Regions from separate parts of the Mus musculus genome. Here region 1 is linked to region 2. A link is a contact called in ENCODE Hi-C or POLR2A ChIA-PET data. All regions are on one chromosome and are shown on one strand. The core of a region is the stretch at or near the end of the contact, and the rest is flanking DNA. Distances in the headings are between cores, read along the strand shown. Region 1 has its middle 10 kb from the start of Gm40838. Region 2 holds the start of Cyria (CYFIP related Rac1 interactor A).

The links. A loop is a pair of places that touch in the nucleus more often than their neighbours do. ChIA-PET counts read pairs that join two places held with the same protein, here RNA polymerase II (POLR2A).
Region 1: a map of left cerebral cortex shows a loop between it and region 2 (8-fold over the local background). The contact joins the enhancer-like site here to the promoter of Cyria in region 2. A Hi-C loop is called at or near these places in 6 of 37 maps with a recorded cell type or tissue (heart and left cerebral cortex). POLR2A ChIA-PET finds 5 or more read pairs at or near these places in 1 of 5 experiments (embryonic stem cell).

The regions. Positions count from the first base shown.
Region 1 is chr12:12,224,572-12,229,736 of GRCm38, reverse strand. No RefSeq gene overlaps it. Among named protein-coding and RNA genes, the nearest start is that of Gm40838, 10 kb to the left of the region's middle. Within about 2 kb of position 3,874, at least 1 of the 3 ENCODE cell types and tissues checked has a DNase peak (open chromatin) inside an H3K27ac peak, as active enhancers do; it is left cerebral cortex, where a contact is called at or near this core.
Region 2 is chr12:12,260,828-12,265,995 of GRCm38, reverse strand. Cyria (CYFIP related Rac1 interactor A) reads right to left here and starts at 3,819. Exons shown (of 12, transcript NM_001146119.2): 1 at 3,758-3,819.

The sequences.
Region 1 (5,165 bases), core at 2,625-5,124, 36 kb after region 2:
GATACGTTACATGCACAGTCAAAAATAAGGGAGCTCATAAACTCAGCTCATTTTCTCATTATAACCTCCAACATCCCAGCCTAGCAAATGGCACCAATAACAGTGGGTGTTTTTCTTATCTCAATTAACTTAATTAATATAATCTCCTACAGGCATATCTAGAGCCTGATGTCTCATGTAATTCTAGATCCTGTCAAGTTTTTAATTAGCCAAATTCACTAGCCATCACATATGATAAACAAAATATAGACTATCAGATAGATATTGATAAATATTATGAAAAATAGGGAGATATGATAGAGTTTTTGCAGAGATAATGGTGGTGATGATTTGCTTTTTCAAGACATGGTCTCTCCATGTGTAGCCATGGCTGTCCTCGCTGTTCTAGACCTCTATCTGTAGACCAGGCTGGCCTCGAACTCACAGACATCCACCTGCTTCTGTCTCTTGAGTACGAGACATTACCTCTGCCCCGTTTCAAAGAATATTCTTTTAGATTGAGAACTATGTAAAAGCTTATCATAAAAGAGGACCTGAGAGATAAGAAATAGCCATCAACATTGAAATAAGAGAGAATGTTTTTTCAATCTGAAGAGATAGCATGTTAAAATTACCTTGCAGTGCTACAAGATGGAACCAAAGTCTGTAATATTGTATATTGGTGAATGACACAGGAAGTACTTTAAATAAGGATATACAGAGAAGGCGGAGGAAAGTCAAAAGATGGAGTAAGAAATTATATTTTATTGTAATTTTACTTGGAAGCTATTGGAGATTTTGGAAAAAATTACTGATATCATTTCATGTATGTTTTAGAGACATTACTCTGCTTGGTCTTCCGAGAAAGAGGACAGCAAGAGAGAGAGAGAGAGAGAGAGAGAGAGAGAGAGAGAGAGAGAGAGAGAGAGAGAAATGGGCTGTACATGTTCTGTACTACTTGTTGCCATGGCTTAGCCATGCTAATTATATGACACGATTTGAGAAATAGAAAGTTCTAGAATTTCATAAGTGGAGCCATCAGCGCTTACTGAAAGGCAAGATTTGTGGGCGGAGGAAAAGACTGGAACAAAAGTGGGACCTAATTTTCAAGTGTAGGTTCTGGCTTTGGCTAGCTGGGGGCATAGCGTTGCTGCTGAATGTAGCTCAGATCCATTGGGGGAGATCTGAGGTGAGATGACTGGGCATTTTGAAGGAGGTAGGAATCAAAGTGTCTGCTCAGCTGTTGTATTTTAAATGTTTATTAGAAATTTAAATAAAGATGCCAAGTGGGAACTAACAGGGTCTACTCATATAAAAATGTGAGCTAACATTCAAATGCAGCAAATCTGCTAAAGTCTCATAAAAAAAAAAACCCTACAGCAAAACTTTAAAAATGAATAAAAATAAATGCATCCAGTCATGAGGTGGGAAGAGATAGGTCATGAGAACAGTGTGCACAAAGTTCTCCGGAAAGTGCACTGAATGCTCAAAGAACAAGGAAAGGACAGTGAGGAAAGGGGACATGAAAGCTGAGGATGACCGAAGAGTCCTGCCATAGCATGAGATCCTTTGGTTTCAGGTAAATTGCAGTACCTGAAAATTCTCACAACTAAAATCAAATTTGATTTTATATTATTCTATACACAGGTCTCAGTTCCCTCTTGGTTTCAGTTTTCTCTCTCCCTCTTTCCTTCTCTCTCTCTCTGTCTGTCTCTCTCTCTCTCTCCCTTCCTCCCTCCCTCCCTCTCTCCCCCCCCCCTCTCTCTCTCCCTCTCTCTCTCCTTTGTTTTATGTGCATTGGTGTTTTTCCCACTTGTATGTTTGTATTGAGTGTCACATCATCTGGAACTAGAGCTCCAGACAGTTGTGAGCTGCCTTGTGAGTGCTGAGTATTGAGTCTGAGTCCTCTGGAAGAACATCCAGTGCTTTTAACTGCTGAGCCATTTCTCCAGCCCCTGGTCTCAATTCTTAATTGCGCAAAACATAAACGAAAGGTCAAAGGGTGCACATATCAGCAAAAGGATTTCTGTGGAAAGAGAACACATGTGTCCTTTTGGTGTGAATGTCTGGCTACCAGCTGTCTGTGTGACCGGAGAAGTGGGTAGGTGCCCATGACCTTTGTTCCCTTTGTCTCTAAAGTTAGAGGGTGATGCTCTTGGAGCTGTTGCTCCCAGGCTTAGTTTCTTTTCTGTGGAAGAGTTGGCAGTTACTACCGCCCTGCACTAGAAATTCTGAGTTTCTAAGCAAGATTTTTTCTTCCATCCTTTGCTTTTTCTCGCCCCTTCCATTCTTCTAACATCTGGCCCGTTTTCCAGAGTCTAAAGAATTCTAAAGTAAAAGAGTGTACTGCATAGGCAACATCTTTCTTTAAATACAACCTCATGGGTTATTTTGTGTAGCAGGAGCCTTCCTTGACAATATAAAACATAGAGGCTCAGAGCTCATAATATTAAATTATATGGAATTTAATTCCATTTCTACAATTTAGAAACTATATTGGCTTGAGCAATTTACTTCAATTCTCTGTGTCCGTGTCTTCATTTGTACAGTGAGGTAATGGTGCCCATCTCATAGGGTGGGTCTTGGGATTACATAAATTAAAAATTAAAATGGCTGAAGCCCGGAGAAGAGGGCCATGTGTTCATCACTGGGTGAGCGAGCACCCAGGAACTGAGCTGCTGTCTCATGCAGGAGTCTAAGCAGATGGCTGGGTGGCCTCTCCTCTGGAATGTGGTGCCAGGGACTTCTGTCTCAAAATGGTGGTGACTTTGGGGGTCCCATCTGGCTCTGACATTTTGGTATTTGAAAAGTAATGAGACCCACTCATTTTAACAGTGGGCATCTTCTAGAATGGAGGGAGAGCATGGTCATCCAGCCCGGCTTTGGGATGGTGAGCTAAGCTCTGGGAGAGTCATACAATCAGAAAAAGCCAGAGTGATTTCCATCTTAAATACTATCTGCGAAATGCTTTAATGTCAAGACTCCAGCTGCTTTTCTGGCTTGCCTTTCCTACTTAGATTTAATTTTTTCTTCAATAATTCATCAGTGGTTATAGAAACAGTCTGATACAGAGAAAAGATCAGAGTTAGTGTTTCTAAATACAATGTTCAGTCCTTATACGGAGTGGTGGAACACCTCTTACATTCAGTTTCCCAATTTTATATAGAAATCAAAACAACTGTCTTGTGTCAACAATATGAGAATAACTTTAAACAACATTCAGGACTCTGCAAGGTAAAAATGATAGCTTTGCTGACTTGCCCTGCTGGACTGCTGACCCCACCTCTGCTCAATCCCAATTTCCATTTTAATTTTTTTTTTTTTTTTTTGAGACAGGGTTTCTCTGTGTAGCCCTGGCTGTCCTGGAACTCACTTTGTAGACCAGGCTGGCCTCGAACTCAGAAATCTGCCTGCCTCTGCCTCCCAAGTGTTGGGATTAAAGGTGTGTGCCACCACTACCCAGCTCAATCCCAATTTCTACTACATTCTAGAATTATCCATTAGAGTGATTTCTTTGCAAATAGATAGAAAAAAGATGTCTCTGTATTGGCGATAGTGTGTGTTGGTATTAGAAAATATTTATAACCTCCTGGAAACCAGACATCATTTGAATTCATGAAAAGTAGTTGCTACAAGTTCTAAAAATATTACTCATAAATAATGCTGTTTCCAGACCCCTTGTGCTGAGTCAGGTAACCCTGAGCCCTCTGTTCAACAGGCCTCTGATCACTCCTGTAACGCCAATGGGGAAATTAGCTAGTGCCAAGATATTTTTAACTGGTCTGAACAAACACATCTTCATTTGCATACAGCAAGATGTAACCTTAGCAACAGCGTGTATTTTTGGACACCCTTTCATTTAATGCAAATGAAGCCCATGGATGCACCCGGAATCTGGTGACAGAATTCAACGTGACCAATGCACGTGTCAGCAGACAGCCCTGGTAGCCCAATTTCCTGTCACTAGTACAGATCAGCATGGCCCCAGATGGAATAATTTTAAAACATCGGTTGTTCCTCTTTACTTTCCAGTCACATTTGACTATTGCTCCTGTTCTAAGTGGCCCGGGGTGTGGGAAAATCTGGATACTGCTTGTGTAAAGAATTACACTTTAACAGTGTGAAAGAGAATTGAAAGTGGCTATGTAGCTTCTACACTGTGACACAAGGGCGGTTCCCTACAATCTCTGAGCCAGTGTGTGCTAGAAACTCAGGGCACACATTAAGTTCATTACATCTTCTTGATTGTGAAAGTTTTTTTTTTAATTAGGTATTTTCTTCATTTACATTTCAAATGCTATCCCAAAAGTCCCCCATCCCCTCCACCCCATCCTCTACCCACCCACTCCCACTTCTTGGCCCTGGCGTTCCTCTGTACTGAGGCATATAAAGTTTGCAAGACCAAGGGGCCTCTCTTCCCAATGACGGCCGACTAGGCCATCTTCTGCTACATATGCAGCTAGAGACACGAGCTTCTGGGGTACTGGGTTAGTTCATATTGTTGTTGTGAAGTTGTTTTAAGTAAAACTTTTTTAAGTGCTTTATGGCTTTAGGTCAGAATTCTGTATGTGTTCCATATCTATTGGTTATAATACGATGCCTTGATATGTATTTACTGGGGTAGGAGGGAATAAAACAAGCTAACTAATAAGAGATCTCTTTGAATATGTCTTTTGTCACAAAGACATTGCAAATGAACTGCTAGTATGTTTACAGAGTTGAGAAGGGCATCTGTTTGAGGACATGCTCTTACAATTTGTTCCCCTCCTTTGTGTCTGCCACCTCCACTACATTTATAACATTGGTGAGTGTGTGTGTGTGTGTGTGTGTGTGTGTGTGTGTGTGTGTGTTTGTGTGTGTGTGTGTGTAGGTCACAAGTCAACATTTGAAGTCTTTTTTTATCTTTAATCGTTTTTTACAGTCCAGTCGTTGTTATCCTCCTCTCATTCTGCCCTTTGACAGTAGTTATCCTCCTCATCCCATTCCTCCTCCCCTGTCTCCAAGAGGATGCTCCTCCCCCGACATACTCACCTCCCCAGGCTTCCTCATTCCCTGGGGTCTCAAGTCTCTCAAGGGTTAGTTAGGTGCATCTTCTTTCACTGAGGCTAGACCAGGCAGTTCTCTGCTGTATATGTGTTGAGGGGACTGGACCAGTTAGTGTATGTATGCTGCCTGTTTGATGGCTC
Region 2 (5,168 bases), core at 2,570-5,069:
TTTCTTTAAATCTAGAATAGAGACAAGCAAATGTATAAACATAAATTTAAAAACAAGTGGGCGGGGGGCAGCTAAACAGGTCCAGGATTTTCTTTATGAGTAAACATTTATTTTAAAGGATTCTCACAGGGGGGAAACTGCATTCCTGCAACTCTGGAAGTGCATTTCCACTTCAAAAAGTGTGAGAGACTGGCACTTGCTCTAGTGGTGGAGAAGCTGGCTTATCTGGTGAGAGATAACTAGAAGAGTAACCAGTAAAGCTAGGAGTCTGACTGCGGGCAATTTTTAACCTTCCTAGATAATGAATGGATCTCCAAGGGCCAGGATTCATCCAGAGAGCCCTCCTTGGGGATTCTGAGAGGACCCAGAAGCCCCTTAACAGGAGAACTCTTCTCTAATCAATACGAGTAAATAAGAGCAAGTCTATTGTGAGATTGGCACCATGCCAGGCCCTATAAATACATAAGACCATTTAATCTGGAAGAAGACAAGTGTAAGTATTGGAATTTTACTGCTACAAGAATGGAGACTCAGTGAGCTCAGGTAGACTTTCAGGACCCCACAGCCAGAAAACACTACAGCAGAGCTTAAGTTCATGCCTGATTCCATCATCTTCTCTCTTTCCAGTCACTTTAAGACCTAGCCTTGCAATTATTGTGGCACCATAGAGGGGATTTTTAACCAAGGTTAAGCAGGAACCAGAGGCTACTATGAATGAGTCAAAGCTCCCAGAGGCAGACAGGACTGCCTCTTTGTGATATACTCACCAGAAGCTAAGGAGGGGCTCTCTTTGATAATCACTCGATTCTGTGAAGACTAAATGAGGGCCTTTCAAGATGACAGTAGTTGGTTAGTTGTATTTCAGTCACAAAGCGAGGCTACCTGATCAACCCTAAGGGATGATCTGACTAAGAGCCATCTCTGAACTCCACACCACCTTTCCCTTTGTCAAGACACTGCTCTGACTGCATGACAAAATCTATTTCCAGGTCTTCCTTTTCCACCAGACCACATTTTTAGGAGGGGGTGTCATGTCTCTGAGATCCCTGCACTGTACCTGGTACATAAATATGAAGCGTATAAGTAAGACTCCATGAAGACTCCACAAAATAACTTGAAAAAAATGCCACTAGTCTTGAATGATTATGACTTAAAATCCTAAAATTTTCAACCTGCCAACAGTGGCTCAGACATCTCTTTAACCTAAGATCTCCCAAGAAAACCTAAGGTGCTTAAGGTCTTTCAGCCTTCCAACGATTCAAATCATAGCAGGTAGTCTAATCCATTTCACTCTAAAAGAAGAAGCAGCACCCAACAGGAAAGATAAAGATGCTTCAAGTCTATTTGAAAGATAGAATGAGGTCCATGTGAGTGAACTGACTTCCTCTGGGTCAACAGCTGACCGAGAGGCTGTTGATACCCTTGTCTGTACATGTTGCTCTAATTCAACAAGCCGGAACTTTGCCATACAAAGGGGAGAGAGAGAAAATGCAAGGAAGAGAAAAAGAACCAGGAAGGGAGGAGCAGCTTCACCGCAGACTGTCGCGAACAGGGGACAGTGGGTGACAGATTCTATGGACTGGGTTAGCTCTCTGGGAACTCCTTACTCAGGGCTGGCTCTCTGTCCTTGAGTCATCCGGTTGCATCTAGGCCCTGGGAGCATAAGCAAAAGCAAACTGAATTCCTCTCAGTGCTGAGTAAAAACAGGAAGTCACAAGTGGCTTCACTCTGCTCTCAACTTGGGTCCCCAGCACTTGGGGTTCAGGATGTCCAAAGGGCATGGGAGGCAGCATGTATTGCAGGGTTAGGGGACTGGAACCCTTCCTAATTACTTCCTGGTGCAGGGAAGTCCTTTAGGAGACGGATCTGGGAGCACAGCAGGATGGGAGGCAGAGAGACCCATGTTTCAGCTCTGTGACTACCCTTCATTGATCAAATCTGAGAGCTGACTGTGTGCTCACATCAACAGGAGCCCATGGGAAACAGCTCACTTGCTCTGAGATTACTTACCTCAGATGCAAAGTGAGAGATGGGGGCTACCCTTCCCCTAGAACACTAGCTCCCCAGTGAGCTATCACAAGTGTTTGACATATCCAGAAGGATGCTACCAAACGGGATGCTACTGTCCCCTCCTCAAAGCTTGAGAGCAAGAAAGTGCATGGTAGCTTTATCCCACCCCTGCTTGTTCAGTATTCTCTCCTCACAGGAGCTAGGGGCCCACAGGAGGTGAATTCTGCCAGCCCCCAGCCTGGGCCCAGTGCCCATGTTTATGACTGTTTATTTCAGAGCAAGTAGAAAGAAGAAATTAGAGCCATAAAAGACAGGACAACAGACCAATAAAAACCAGCTCCCAGAAGAGTCAGGGGGAGGAAGAGGCAAAACTGTCACCATAGCAACACAAGACAGTCAGAAACAGGCAGGAAAAACAGCCCCTGGTCTGCCTCCTCTCTTCACACGAAGCCCTCACAACCAGTGTGTGAAATTTAGTCTGACTGGGAACAATCCTAACAGGCTGGTCTTCCCAAAGCTGAGGCCTGGCTAGGAGCCACCCTCCTCTTGCTGCTATGCACAGGTTCTCAAACTGCATGGTGCTAACCCAGCTTTCCCTGAGCCCTGGAGACTCAGCACTGTGCAGATAGCATGGGACAATCTGGAAGAGGTGATGATTGGTCAGAGTAGGGAAAGTTTCTAATAAGAAAACCACTAGGCTTCAGGGGAGCCCTATGAGCCTGGGGTTCTCTAAGAAGTAGGCAGGTAATCACCCGCATAGGAGGAGAAAGCATGCCCAGAAAAACTCAGAATGGTGGTTCTATCAGTACTGGACCCTTCCTCTTCCAGTAATGGCTGACAGGATTCTGGGGATCGTCACAGAGATGTAGGTTGGGGGCGAGGGTGAGAGCTTTAGCAGATTTAAATGGCAAATGCCCTAGACCTCGTCTCTGGGGACATAGGCCAAGAAGTTTAACAGCTTGGAAAAGGAATAGGGGACAGGCTGGCACATTTTTGTCAAAAGGTGTTCTTGCCAGTCTCTCAGCTGGCAAATAAGACAGGTGTGTCTACAAAAAAGCATGGCTGGCCTGAGACCAGTGCCTCGGGAAGTGGGTCAAATTGTTCCCGAAGCTCCAGCTTGGAAAAGTCTCCTCCTGCTGGACTCTAGTTAGGAGTTCTGGCATGAGGGGGAGTGAATACCGCGGAGGCGAGGAGGTCCTAGGCACAGCAGTTTGCCTGCTGGCTAAGCACCTCTGTGGCAGGTGGCAGCAAAAGGGTACAGGTGTGCAGGGGCCAGAACAGGCTTCATCCACGCTTGGGGCTACAGAAATATGGGGAGCAGAGGCATGGCCCTGGCAGGGGAACCCGGAGGAGGTAGATCGCGGGTCTCCTGAAGAATAGCTTTGGAGATGAAGGTTCGGGGGAGGGGCGGGGGGGTGGCGGTAGGGGTGGGAGTGGTTGAAGGGTGAAGGGACTCTTCTGGAAAAGAAATAAAATCAGGAGAGAGACCCGGAGAGAGGGAGCAATGGACGCACAGACCTCTGTGTTCGGGAACCAAGAAGAACAGTTCAAGACCGAGTCGTGAGCTAGCTGCCTCCCTCCCTCGCCCGGGGCTGCAGGGCGTCGCGAGCCGGACGAAGAGAGCCACAGTCGCCCCGCTCCACCAAATCCGGCGCCCGGGAGGCCCTTGTGCCTCCGCAGCGCCTTTCCCTGCCAGTCCCAGCCCGCGATCCCTGCCGCGCCCCAGCCGAGTCCGCACCACGCTCACCGGAGTCGCAGCCGCTGTCGCCGCCTCGTTCCTGCTCGGCCGCCCGCTCCGCTGCTGTGGATGCCTCTCCGGCGGCAGCCTCAGCCCGAGAGTCGACTTCCAGCCCCGCCCCGCCCCGCCCACGGCCCGCCCCACGGCCCGCCCGCCCCTCCCTGGCTTTGGAATCCCACCCTGCTGTCACCCGGAGGGCCGGTTCACTTCTAGCCAGGCTAGGCACTAGGATCTGCACCCAGGAGTTAGCACTGTACCTCCCAGCTAATGTTAATACTCTCTGCCTGGACCACTTGTCTTGCTATTCACTAGGAGGCCTAAATTCCTTCATTACCCACTTTTCCCCTCAGACAAACAAAATACAAACAAAACACCCCCAAAGACACACTCTCCATAGGCCACTGGCATACACTCACACTGATACTAGTGCTCCCCCTCCCTGGCCCCAGGTTACTTTGGATGGTGAACCTGCTTGCTCTCACACTTCCCTTGCCTGTCCTAGTAACACACGCCTAGCTTTAAAGGCCACCGTTATTGAATGTGATCCCAAAAAATGTCTTCCCAAATGATGCCTAGCCTATGAAATGCAACGGTCTTCTAAACAGTGAATTTAAAATTCTGCGAGGTAAGGAGAAAGTAGCTTACAGCTCTCATTGTCACAGATCATTGTTTTAAAACATCTGCCGAGGAGGTTTTGTACAGAAAGGGAGATTCCGGAAGCCCAGAGGACCGAGCTGTGCCAAACAGGTTGTGAGTCAGAGCCCCTGTATGTGTGTTTGCCTTGCAGATACCTAGGTTGGCTGCTCTTTTTCCCAGTCAGCCAACCAGAGAAGATCATTATACAATTTATACAGTATTAAACCTTCACAGTGTGTCAGGCCTTGTGCTGACAGCCATGGCTTCTTTGGGTAGTGAGTTTGTGGGTTGGGAACAGGAGGAAAAGCCTGGGGCTCCAACAGTGGAAGGTGCTTCAGGGAGAGCATTGCTCTATCCCCTTGCTTGAGGCCAGTATGAGTCCCCATGACAAATTTACTCCGCCTAAGTCTCCTGAGGCTCTTGATAGTCTGCGTTTCTGACAGGCTCCCAGGAACTGCTTAGCAGTAGAGTGTTTGGTTCAGTTTTGGCAAGAATTCAGACAGGATCTAGACAGGCACAGTCTAGTTAGAATAATATAGTCTCCTACATGGAAATGGTCCTTGGGTTGCATAAGTTTCTCAAGCTCCCTGCCCCCCACCTGTACTCATCTTATTTTTTGTCCATCTGAAGACAGTTTATTTTATGTTATTATGGCTCTATTAGAATTTTTCTTGCCATGACCTTAGCTTTGATTTGTTTGTCTGAAACACACAGACACAGATATACACAAGTAGACACATACACAGACATAGATACACACACACACATACACACACACATACAC